Regions from separate parts of the Mus musculus genome. Here region 1 is linked to region 2. The links are chromatin loops, found by intact Hi-C in ENCODE. Cell type or tissue: left cerebral cortex. All regions are shown on one strand. Links, peaks and the distances in the headings refer to the core of each region. The heading gives the core; the rest is flanking DNA. Region 1 overlaps Scin (scinderin). Region 2 overlaps Gm34923 (a long non-coding RNA gene).

Region 1 (5,387 bases), core at 93-5,092, 560 kb before region 2:
GCATGAGAGGGTATTAAAACTTAACTACAAGCCGGTGTGATTTGTTGACACTCCTCTAGGCAAGGAGCAAATGCTACCAGAGATGAACTGACCATGTCCGCGTTTCTGACTGTCCAGTTGGACCGGTCCCTTGGAGGGCAGGCTGTGCAGGTGGGTATACTTTACTTACTTTCCCAACTCATGCAGGTCCCCATCTTCCCAGCCCTCTTCCTGATGAAAGCATACTTCCCACATCCAGAAGGGATCTTGGAATTTTAAGGTTGATTTCTTTTTATTTCGAAATTCAATATTCTATAACACACTCGTCATCAAGATTCTGGAGAAGAGGAAGCCTCTGAAAAATAGAATAAAAACATAAATAAACTAATAATTGAAGAGTCCAAGGAGAAAGCAAAGAGAGCTCTTCTCTTTAGAACCCACCATAAGCCACAGTTATTGGACATTTCCAGCTGCGAACGGTTTTAATAGACAGACTTGTGTGTTGATATGAGAACATCCTTACCCAGAGACCCTTTGAAAATGTTATATTACAAAACAAAGGAGAATGAAAATTGAAGACAGAACCGTAGTTGCTCCTCAGCTGACCTCAAGTTAGGGAGATGATCTGGGATTACTGGGTGATGCAAAGCACTCAACAGTGTCCTTAGGAGTCAACTAGGGAGAGGGGCAGAATGAGAGTGATGTAAGGTGATGAAGACTCCATGGACCACTGCTGGCTTTAGGGGAAAAAGGGACGCAAAAAAGAATATAGGCAACCTTGATGAGCTGAAAACGGCAAGGGAAAGAATACATCAGTGAGTCCCTGCATCTTAGTTACTGTTCTGTTAGTTTGTTGAGGAAGAGACAGCATGACCAAGGTGACTTATAAAAGGAAGCATTTAACTAGATGTTTGCTTACAGGTTCAAAGAATGAGGGCATGACCATCATGATGGAAAGCATGGTAGCAGGCAGGCAGGCTTGGTGCTGGAGAAGGGGTGAAGAGTTAACATCCTAATCCACTGGTAGTAGTCAGAGAGAGTGAGACTGGACCTGGCATGGGCTTTTGAAAGCTCAAAGACCCCTTCCAACTTATCTTCTCTAACTAGGCCACAACTCCTAATTCTTTCCAAACAGTTTCACTAGCAGGGGGCCAAGCATTTAAAGATGTAAGCGTATGGGACCCCCTCTCATTCCAGTCATCATGCTGCGCTCAGCAGCTTCTAACCCAGAGAGGGAACTCCTGTAGATTTAACCAGTGACTAAATTAGGGTAATACTATGAAGTGTAAGAAGATGAATTTTTGTATGCTAATTACTACAGTAGCAACAGTACAAAGCAAGCACAACTGGACAATTTTCAGCCATCTACAACAATAGGTAACTGTAAAACATAAGTAAAAACATAGAACAATATTTTATACATTTCCAGTCATAGAAATCCCTAAGTTATGGTTCACATGGGCAAGCCAAAAAATCAACCTTGATAGACACGTGAATCCATATTTTCCCTCGTAGGGATCAGAATCTTGCTTGAAACAAAATCCATTGGCCAAAAGTGATGGAAATATCAGGCAGGAAAAAGAAAACAAAAGTGAGCAGGGAGGGGATAGAACAAAGGAAGGAAGGAAAGGGAGGCACAGGGGAGAGGAAAAGAGACACAAAGGAAGAGAAGTGCAGTGAGGGGGGCCGGGGGAAGGAGTGGATCAGTTGGTATTTCTAAAATTAAAAAAAATCAAAACAAATCTTGAGAATGACTGAACCCTGTGTCAAAAATCACACACTCACATACATACATACATACATACATACATACACATACACACATGCACACATGCATGCACACACACATGTACATACGCAGGCATACACACATATATATTCATACACACGTGTATATATTCATATGCACACACATACACACATGTGTGTGTATATATACATATATATATATACACACACGCACACACCCACATGTACACATATGTACACACACATATACACACACTCACATGTGCACACACATGTACACACATACACACAGTTTCTTTTTTTTTTTCCTTCTGCAACACGTTTATTGGCAGAGCATTTTCTGCGTAGGCAAGAAGCACACAGTTTGTTTCTATGAGAGGGGACAGCAACGAATGTTTGACAATATGCAGACAGTATAAGTAGTAGGTTGGCATGTCTACGCTGTGTCTAAGGGGCCAATTCCAGTGAGTTTCAGTGTCAACATTCTTTCTTTAAGTCAGCTTTTCCTCTTATGCTGGAGTGTCCACCACATTTCATGACCGCTACTAGTATCTCCGAGAAATGTATGTTTTTTGCCTATTTAATTCCTTCCTCTCTATCTGCAGCATGTCTGTCTGCTCTTACTATTGGCAGAGAGGTAGGTGTTCCTTGGCCTTACACCTAGCTAGAGATCTCTGTCTCTGTCTCTCTTTTGTATGTCCTCTCACTTTATAACTGGGTTATAAATGGGGTTGGTTGCCTTACTACCTACCTGCATTCTCTGGCTGGCTTGGGGGGGAATGACATTTGTTCCCTTGTGCTAAGAAAACCCACCTTCTAGACAGCTGCCTTGGCCTGCTTATGACAGTTCTGATTCAGCATCATGAAGTGTGAAGTTTTCTCTTCACAAGGAGGTGTCGCTTAGCTACCTCATGTGTGATGTCAAGTGAACCCAGGTTCTGTATGACCTAAAAGATGTTTGGTTTTCAAACCTTTATAAATGTGAGCTCTGGATTTCAAGTGTAATGATTAAGCAGAAAGGCGAGGCAGATACTTTACAACGTAAGATTGATGATGTGGAGGCTGAACTTGGTCTCCAGCTGGCTTCTTTCCATCTTGGTATGAATTCATAGATACACACAGATACATACATTAATAGATACATATGCGTCATCAACCATGCTGATAAACGAACTCGATTAATAAAATGGTTGGGTTCTTCGGGTACACACAACTCCATTCCTAATCAAATATTTCAGTTGTTGGGATAGAATATTAATTAGCTAAGAAGAGCCTATGTAGTTGAGCTTAAAGCTGTTCCTCACAAATGATTCAAAATCTTTGACAGCTATACATTGTGTTTTGAAATTTCACAGATAGATAATGTACAACTAACGAATTTCTAGGAATTAGCCAGCTGAATCCTAAAGTTGATGAAATATTAGTTTCTTTGTGAATCACTAGATGGCAGTGGTTCACAATAATTATTTTTAAATCGCATTGCTCTTGTAAGTGTTTTTGGTGAAGTAACTTAGAAGCACTTAAGCAAATTATTAAGCAATTCAATCCACCCGTTTTCCACTCTACTCTCCTTTGGAGTAAAGTACCGACCTTAAGACGTGCCCCTGAGCCTCTCATAGGCAATTGCCCTTTTTTGAAGGTTATGTAGCATATTGGTTGTTTTCAGCACTCCTTCCTACACTTCCCAAACTGTGCTACCATGCCAGAAGATACTTCTCAGGTAGCCGCTCACCCATTTGGATGTGTAATTGTTGAACCACGCTTATAAAGTCAGTCATTTTCAGTATTCCCCAAGCCCCTATAGCTGAGAATGCCCCTGAGTTCCCATTTGCCTGGCCTCTGGAAACTCAAATTCAAACTTCTGTCTCCCTGCCCTGTGCACCCAGGTCCGTGTCTCTCAAGGCAAAGAGCCTGCTCACCTGCTGAGTTTGTTCAAAGACAAACCACTCATTATTTATAAGAATGGGACATCCAAGAAAGAAGGGCAGGCACCGGCTCCCCCTACACGCCTTTTTCAAGTCCGGAGGAACCTGGCATCTATCACCAGAATTGTGGAGGTAAGGCTATGCATTCCATGAATATGCCCTGGGCATGGATTTTCTAATTTGCCTGGCTATCAGCAATGTTAGCCTCTACATACTGGCAAGTAGATGCCCTGGACTTCGACAATGTAAAACACTAGAAGAGGAAACATTGAATGAGAGGGCAGCTCAGGTTTTTCAACTGCACGGAACCCAAACAAATGAGTTTTGAGAATATCATTTCCAGTGAAACTGGCAAGAGGCAGGAAGCTGCTACAGCCCTACCTTGAAAGGTCTGGGCTAGAAAGACTGTGAGGTGTGATCAGATGATCGTGAAACCTGGGGAGATCTAAGAAGGAGGCCTTTGTACGAACATCTGCCCACACTGGAGTAATCTGTCCCACCTTGAGTTCTAGCCACCACTGAAATCCAGGCCTCTTACACCACTCCATTGCCCTCTGTTTCTCCAGATCTGGAGCTGCTTCCAAACCTATTTATATTTTAGGAGACACTCAGCCCAGATCTGAAATGTCAACCAGTCTTGCCTTGATCTACCAGTAATCTCTCTGAGTCTCCTCCTGCCTCATCTCTGCTTGTCCTCTGAAGACTGACTGCCTCCTGGTGGAGCTGTAATTCCTCAGTTTCCTTTCACTGGGGCCCCCTGGATGGGGCTGTCCTTGCTCACCCAGGCCTCTCTGCCTTCTCTTTTTATATGGTTCATCCCTGCCTCTTCCTCACCAATGCTGCCCCTTCCTGCTGCAGTCCCTCCACCCACAGCCCTCTTCTGTTGTCATCTGCCTTGTCATTGTGATGGCCACAGCCATGATCTCTGTCACTTCTATCCCTGTTCCTTTCAACAACCTCCTCCTTCTCTCAGAGAGAACATAAATGTAATCACATACAGATCACCACATCTGCACTCCTGTAATTTCACTAGCTACATCTGTACATAGATATTATCCTCTCCTCTGACTTATGAAATAATTTAAAAAGATAAACTGATTCATATTTTTAAGAATAATCCATATATTAGTAACTTATACAAAAGTGATGAGGTGTTTTATCAATTAATATCAATGTCACCCATAAATTATATATTTTGTAGTGATCTGTTAAGTTGATAATAAATACTTATTACATAGAATAAAAATGTATGGCTCTTATCTAAAGCCAAATTGCTCCATCCCCCAGTCTACCCCTCTGCCCATGGTCCCCTCTCTGGTTTTGCTTAGACTTTCTTTGGTTTCAGATCCCCTTGTATAGACTCACAGTTCTTCCAATACTCGCTGTTTGTTCTGACTGCAGGCTGTAATCTCCTTTTTCCTCATATACATGACAAATTTATTCTTGTATCCTGGATCATTTACCAGGAGATATGAAACCAGGAGATGTGCTTGAAAACAAATTCTGTAGACACTGTGTCTTGCCTTCTCCTGGGTTTTCACATTTCTGTCCTTCTGAGAGCATATGTTCTTGTGAGCCTAAATATGGTAAGCGGGGTGAATGAGCACAGTGCTTTCAAAGATCACTTCTCTGATCTTGTTTTTCTTAACCAGCCACAGGCAGGCATTTACCACAGTCAACTTGTACTGTTTGTTGAGCATATTTTTCTGATGAGCTAGATGTCTCCACATTCCC
Region 2 (5,387 bases), core at 190-5,189:
ACCCTAGAGGATGATCAACAATATGAACTAACCAGTACCCACCAGAACTGTGTTTCTAGTTGCATATGTAGCAGAAGATGGCAGGTTCTCTTTAGGGCATGCCAGCTGTGCTATGGTTATGGAGTCTCTGTTGAGGATGTTCCATTTTACGTCTATAGCAACTTACCCTTTCTGCTTTTCAAAGCACGTATTCAATTTATTTGCTCATGTTGGATGGTATGAGAAAACATGCAGCCAACTTCTTAAACCAGCATCTATTTCATCTTTGTAGAAAGACAATAATAGTGCATACATATATATATATATACATGTATATATATAATTAATATAATAAAGCATTTTAAGATGAAAGCAGGAATCTCACAATTCACAGTTGAAAAACATGCCATTTAGTTTATTTATTCCATGTTCGCCTGTCAAATTGTCAAAATACATTAATGCTTTCATATTTAAATAAGCACAGTATATTAAGGAGTAATTTGTCGCTGAAGTGGCCAAGTATCCCCCAAGCAGCAAGAAGTTGACATTCAAAAGTTAGAAAAATATTTATAATGTAAGTGATTTTCTTAAAATGTAGTATAATATAGGAACAGTAAAATATTAAGACAAATGAAAACATAAATGTTGAGAATTCGGCATCATAAAGTCTCTGAAACCATCCCAGGACTAGCTTTCCTTTCTGTTGTGGTGCTCAGATTTCTAGCACCACAGGGCTGTTTATCTCCAGCTAAAGTGACTGGCTGTGGTGCTGATCACTATAGATAGTACAGATTAACAGAACTTGAAACAGTCTTTACAAAGAAATCCCTTTAAATCTTATGTCAAAGTGAACGTCTCAGGATATCTTAGAAAAGGTTAAAACGTTTCGGGTAGATGCAGACATTCTAACTTATGCTCTCGTATTCTCTATCATGCTCCCAGAAAGCTGTGCCAGAAAACTGCTGGAGATGGTTAGAAGACTGCAAATGAAAGGCAGGCAGAATGAGAAAGTGCTCAAAAGCAAGTGGCCCTGTTAGCCTTGCCAGGTCCCCATCACCCTATAACGTAGATGGCTGCCCCTCCTTCATTCAGAGGAGCTTAATGCTTCAGCAGGTTAGCACTATCTCTCATGACTGAGGAAACTGATGGACTAGACAGATAATATGGTGATGCAAATAAATGTCCCCCTAGCACAAGCTGATGTAAATAAAAGTCCCCCTACCCCCCTACCACAGCTGGTGCCAAGTACTGTGATGAATACTGTGGTGAAGGAAGGCAGCTGCCACCCACCCACCAACTATTGGCTAATTTGGGCTCTGTCACCTGGTGACATATCAGTCCATGTCAGATTGCCATTTACTATACTATATAGGAGGAAAACTTGTGGTACCCAGACAGTTCTGAGCCTTGTGTGGTCATGTCCATAGGTTCACTGCTCTGGGTGAATTGTCACAGCCGACCGGAGCCTTGATGCTCAGAGAGTGCTCTGGAGTCTCGCACAATGCCTGGGAAGAGCTCACAAGCAAAGGTGGGAGAACTTGCCGTTCCCCCACTTCCCAATCCACTGTGAAGCAAATCAAATGGAAAGCCTGCGTGGTTGTTGCTCCACTTTCCCTACTTGATTCACTTTCCTGAAAACTGTTTCTGGAGATTTTCCTCAGGCACAACTCAACTGTGGGACCAAAGCCCCACAGAAAGAAGTAGAACTGATTTGGTGTTTTACATTCTAGGTTCAAAGAAATGACAGGCTGACTCTAGATGGAGGAGCAGGTGAGTAGTCACAAAGGAGTCCCTTTCCCTTAGAGGCCCAGTCACCTGTCATTCAAATGAGTGGTGTTCTAGAAACAATGTGGTACACAGTGTGTTCCAGGCCTGCTTTGTTACAAGGAGCAGCAGGCAGGGAAGAAAGGGTACAAACTCCATGGGCTTCTCAGTGGGGAGAATTTGCGAGACTGCAGGCGCTCACTGAATCAGTCCTGTGCTCACTCTCCTGTTCTCTTCTCTCCAAGGAATCTCCCCACAGGAGCTGCGATCTGTCCCTTCTCAGGGACTCCCATTGCTCTAGGCATTATTTTCTCTGCGATAGGACTGGAGTAGAGCAGACTTGAATGCTGGGATTATAGGCATGCACCGCCTTGCAAACTCGCTCTCACAGCTTTTAGAAGAAGATCCTTGATTGCAATGTGTGCACTTATTAACGGAAAATTTCCCGAAAAGTCACTGGTGAATGAGATAGCCCCAAAGGAAACGAGATTTTTTTATTCCATGTATGCCTGTCAATTGGTCGCACTGCTGAGTGAAAGATGTTGCTGTAGAGTGGGAACGCTTTAAGTAGGAAGCACAGGTTCTGTTGTACTACGCTGACACCTAGTGGCCACATGAAAGCATACATCGGAAGGTATTGTCTATGGAAGCCTTATGTGCCATTTAGATGCCTAGTTAAGGAGTGCCATGTTTTAAAAGACTACAAGCCAATGAAGTGATTTAAAGGGTGAAAACATGATTTCTTCTTTGCCTCTCAAAAAAACAAACAAAACAAAACAAAACAAAAAACCAACCAAACAAAAAAAAAAAAACCCAAACTTATCAAAGCCTAATGCACCCATTTCGAAATTACTGTCTGCCTTCTTGTATTACAGTTATTACAGTTTGCATCTGTGGATCTATCTATCTATCTATCTATCTATCTATCTATCTATCTATCTACTTATTATTGTCTTTTTCTTCTATCTGTAACATGACTCTGTCCATGCTAAAAATGATATTGTGAAATGTAGAGTCAACGTAGGTACACAAAGTGCTTTCAGCCAATACCTACTTTTTTCTTTCTGCCTCTGGAGTGGAAATGGCTTCTGTCTTTCTTCCGTCCTTGCTGTCGTCACCAAATACCAGAAATGGCAGAGAGGTCAGCTGTAAATCACAGCCTTTAATTGACAAGTGCAAGTTTCGCTTTCTCCTTCCTGTCTGGTCAGCAAAGGGTGCAGGGATCCCTAGAGTCCCTTCAGACCCTGCTTATATACACAGACAACACACAGATTGTGAGTAACTGATAAAGCAATCAACAATCATACTGGCTTCCTTATTTCCTTAGTTCATACCGACAACACAGCAGTCTGGATTTTGACAGCTCCTTCCCAAACCCCCATTTACCATTGGCTTTTGGCTCCACCGCACATGCAGAATCGGAACTTAATCACAGAGCAACAGTTGGAAATCTTAGGCATTTCCACTAATCCAGACACCACCCTCTCTTTGCACTCAACTCTTCAACCATGGTGTGTAAAACTACAACATTCAGTTCAAACATTTTCCGTTTTAATTTGAAGTGATAAAAATTCCTGATTTTTATAGCAAGAATGTAGTGCTATAAGCATGTAATGTTTTCAAGTATGTGAAAGTACATAGGCCAGATTATTTGAAATGCCCTAAAATAGGATAACCCCTCTGCTCTTTTCACCCTTTAAATCACATTGCTAGTTTGTAGTCGCTAGGTGGCAGAACCATGCTCTTAAAGAATGAACATTTTATCTTGAGATAGTTGCGGGTTCATGAGCAATTGTAAGTAACAACACAGACAGAGCTTTATTTGTTATTTATTGGTCTTCTTCAAGGGTAACATCACAAAAAACTCTAACACAATATAATAACCAGGACATGAATGTTGCCTTATTCATGAATCAGCCTTATTCAGATTACCCTAGATTCACTTGTACAGTGTGTCCGTGAAATTTATGGAATGATATCATATGTAGAAATTCATGGATCCACCAAGAAAGTCAATAGATAGAAGTTTCATCTCTATCTATTCATGCTACCCTCTCATAGCCTTTTCATGCTCTCTCCACCACCCTTACCTCTATTTTATGTTTTATATTTTATGTACGTTCACATGTGCATCAGTACTCTTGTGTCTGGAGGAGAGTTTCCTTGGAGTCATCTCCCCATCTTGGGCTTTTACAATCTTTCCATCTCTTCCTTCTCCTCTTCCTCTTCCTCCTCCTCCTTTTCCTCTTTGACCTTTGGTCCATGAGGGGAGAAATTTAATAGAGACATACTATTTAGGGTTAAGTTCTCTAACATCTCTTACTCTCTGCACATTGTCCACTTACGGGTCTTTGGACTCACTATTATCTATTGTCAGAAGGAACTTCTGTGATGTGAGTTAAGTGATTCACCAATCTGTGGGTATAGCAATGTGTCATTAGGAATCATTTTCTTTCTATGCTCCTTTGGCAAAACAAGAGTATTAGGCTTTCTTTAGGGCCTGTGACCTATATAGTCTCATGTTCTTGGCCCTTTTAACAGTATCATGTGCGATTTCATCTCATGAAATGGGCCTTAAATCTAATTAAAGGGTCGGTGGTCACCTCTATAACATTTGTGTTACCATTGTATATAGCACATTTTCTTAATTTCTAATGGATGCAGGAGTCCCAGCTCACTTTGGGCAGTGCCCCGAGTAGTAAAAGAAAAGGAGTTGAACACGATTCAGAAAAACTAAGAAGAGTTTCCTATGGTTTCTCCTTGAGTTGCTGTCTCGCAGTGATAGATTATAAATTGTAAAATGAAATGACTCTTTTTTTTTCTCCAAGTTGCATTTAGTTGGTATTTTATCATGTCATCTGGGAAGTAAACTTAGATAATTTGGTTATGAAAAATGGCCAAATTTTTATATATTAGTTGATCAGTTTCTCTGCATATTAGATGGCAATTGTGTTGACATTTGTCATTTGTATGAATGTGTATGCTGTCTCCTTGTAGTTTGGTTTGTGCTTTCCTAGTGGCTGACTTTGAACACCGTTCCTGTCCCACTAGACATCTTGTATCCTCATCACTGACACGTTGGTGCCATGTTTTATCCATCAACCAGATGCTTTGTTCTTTTTTTTCTTTTTAAATAATATTTTTGTTTTTTGACAATGCCATATAGTTATACAATGACTTTTGATCAAACCCATCCATCACTAACCTCCCTCCAACTCCTTTTGTTGCTCCTACCCCACACCTCTTTCCCGACCTCATGACTTCTTTCTTTATTTCTATTAATAACCTCCTGAGGCCAATTAATGCTGCCCACAAGCACATAGGTGTGGGGCCATTCACAGGGTCGTTGGCAAACTAATATGTGTCATGTTCCATTTTATTTCTTGTTAAATCCATAGTTTTTTTATTAGATATTTTCTTTATTTACATTTCAAATGCTATCCAGAAAGTTCCCTGTAACCCCACCCCCCTCCGCCCTGGATGTGTTGTTAGAGTTCATGATAGAGTCTTCATGCTGGTCTTCTCCCAGGCTTGTGGGTTTGGACCATTTCCCCTTGATGCATAACTTGTATTCTCATTTTCTTAGCAGAATGAAGCATCATTATCTCTTATAGAGCAAGGGCATTTTCCTCATTAATTTGTTT

The links. Hi-C counts contacts between places; a loop is a spot of excess contacts. Peaks named below come from ENCODE experiments on the same cell type or tissue, not always from the same donor. Only the 100,000 strongest peaks of a DNase experiment are listed, where the experiment ranks them.
Region 1: it touches region 2 in a loop (6-fold over the local background); 21 of 42 quality-filtered maps call a loop at or near these places.

Annotation. Positions count from the first base shown.
Region 1 is chr12:40,071,700-40,077,086 of GRCm38, reverse strand. It overlaps Scin (scinderin), which reads left to right. Exons shown (of 16, transcript NM_001146196.1): 10 at 60-150; 11 at 3,615-3,785. Among named protein-coding and RNA genes, the nearest start is that of Arl4aos, 36 kb to the right of the region's middle. In left cerebral cortex, for the core only: a CTCF peak has its summit at 3,155 (motif pointing right); a DNase peak (open chromatin) is centred at 3,302.
Region 2 is chr12:39,507,098-39,512,484 of GRCm38, reverse strand. Gm34923 (a long non-coding RNA gene) reads left to right here. Exons shown (of 3, transcript XR_381461.2): 2 at 1,710-1,749. Among named protein-coding and RNA genes, the nearest start is that of Gm34923, 17 kb to the left of the region's middle. In left cerebral cortex, for the core only: CTCF peaks have their summits at 2,344 (motif pointing left) and 3,476; a DNase peak (open chromatin) is centred at 2,314; H3K4me3 peaks cover 395 bases.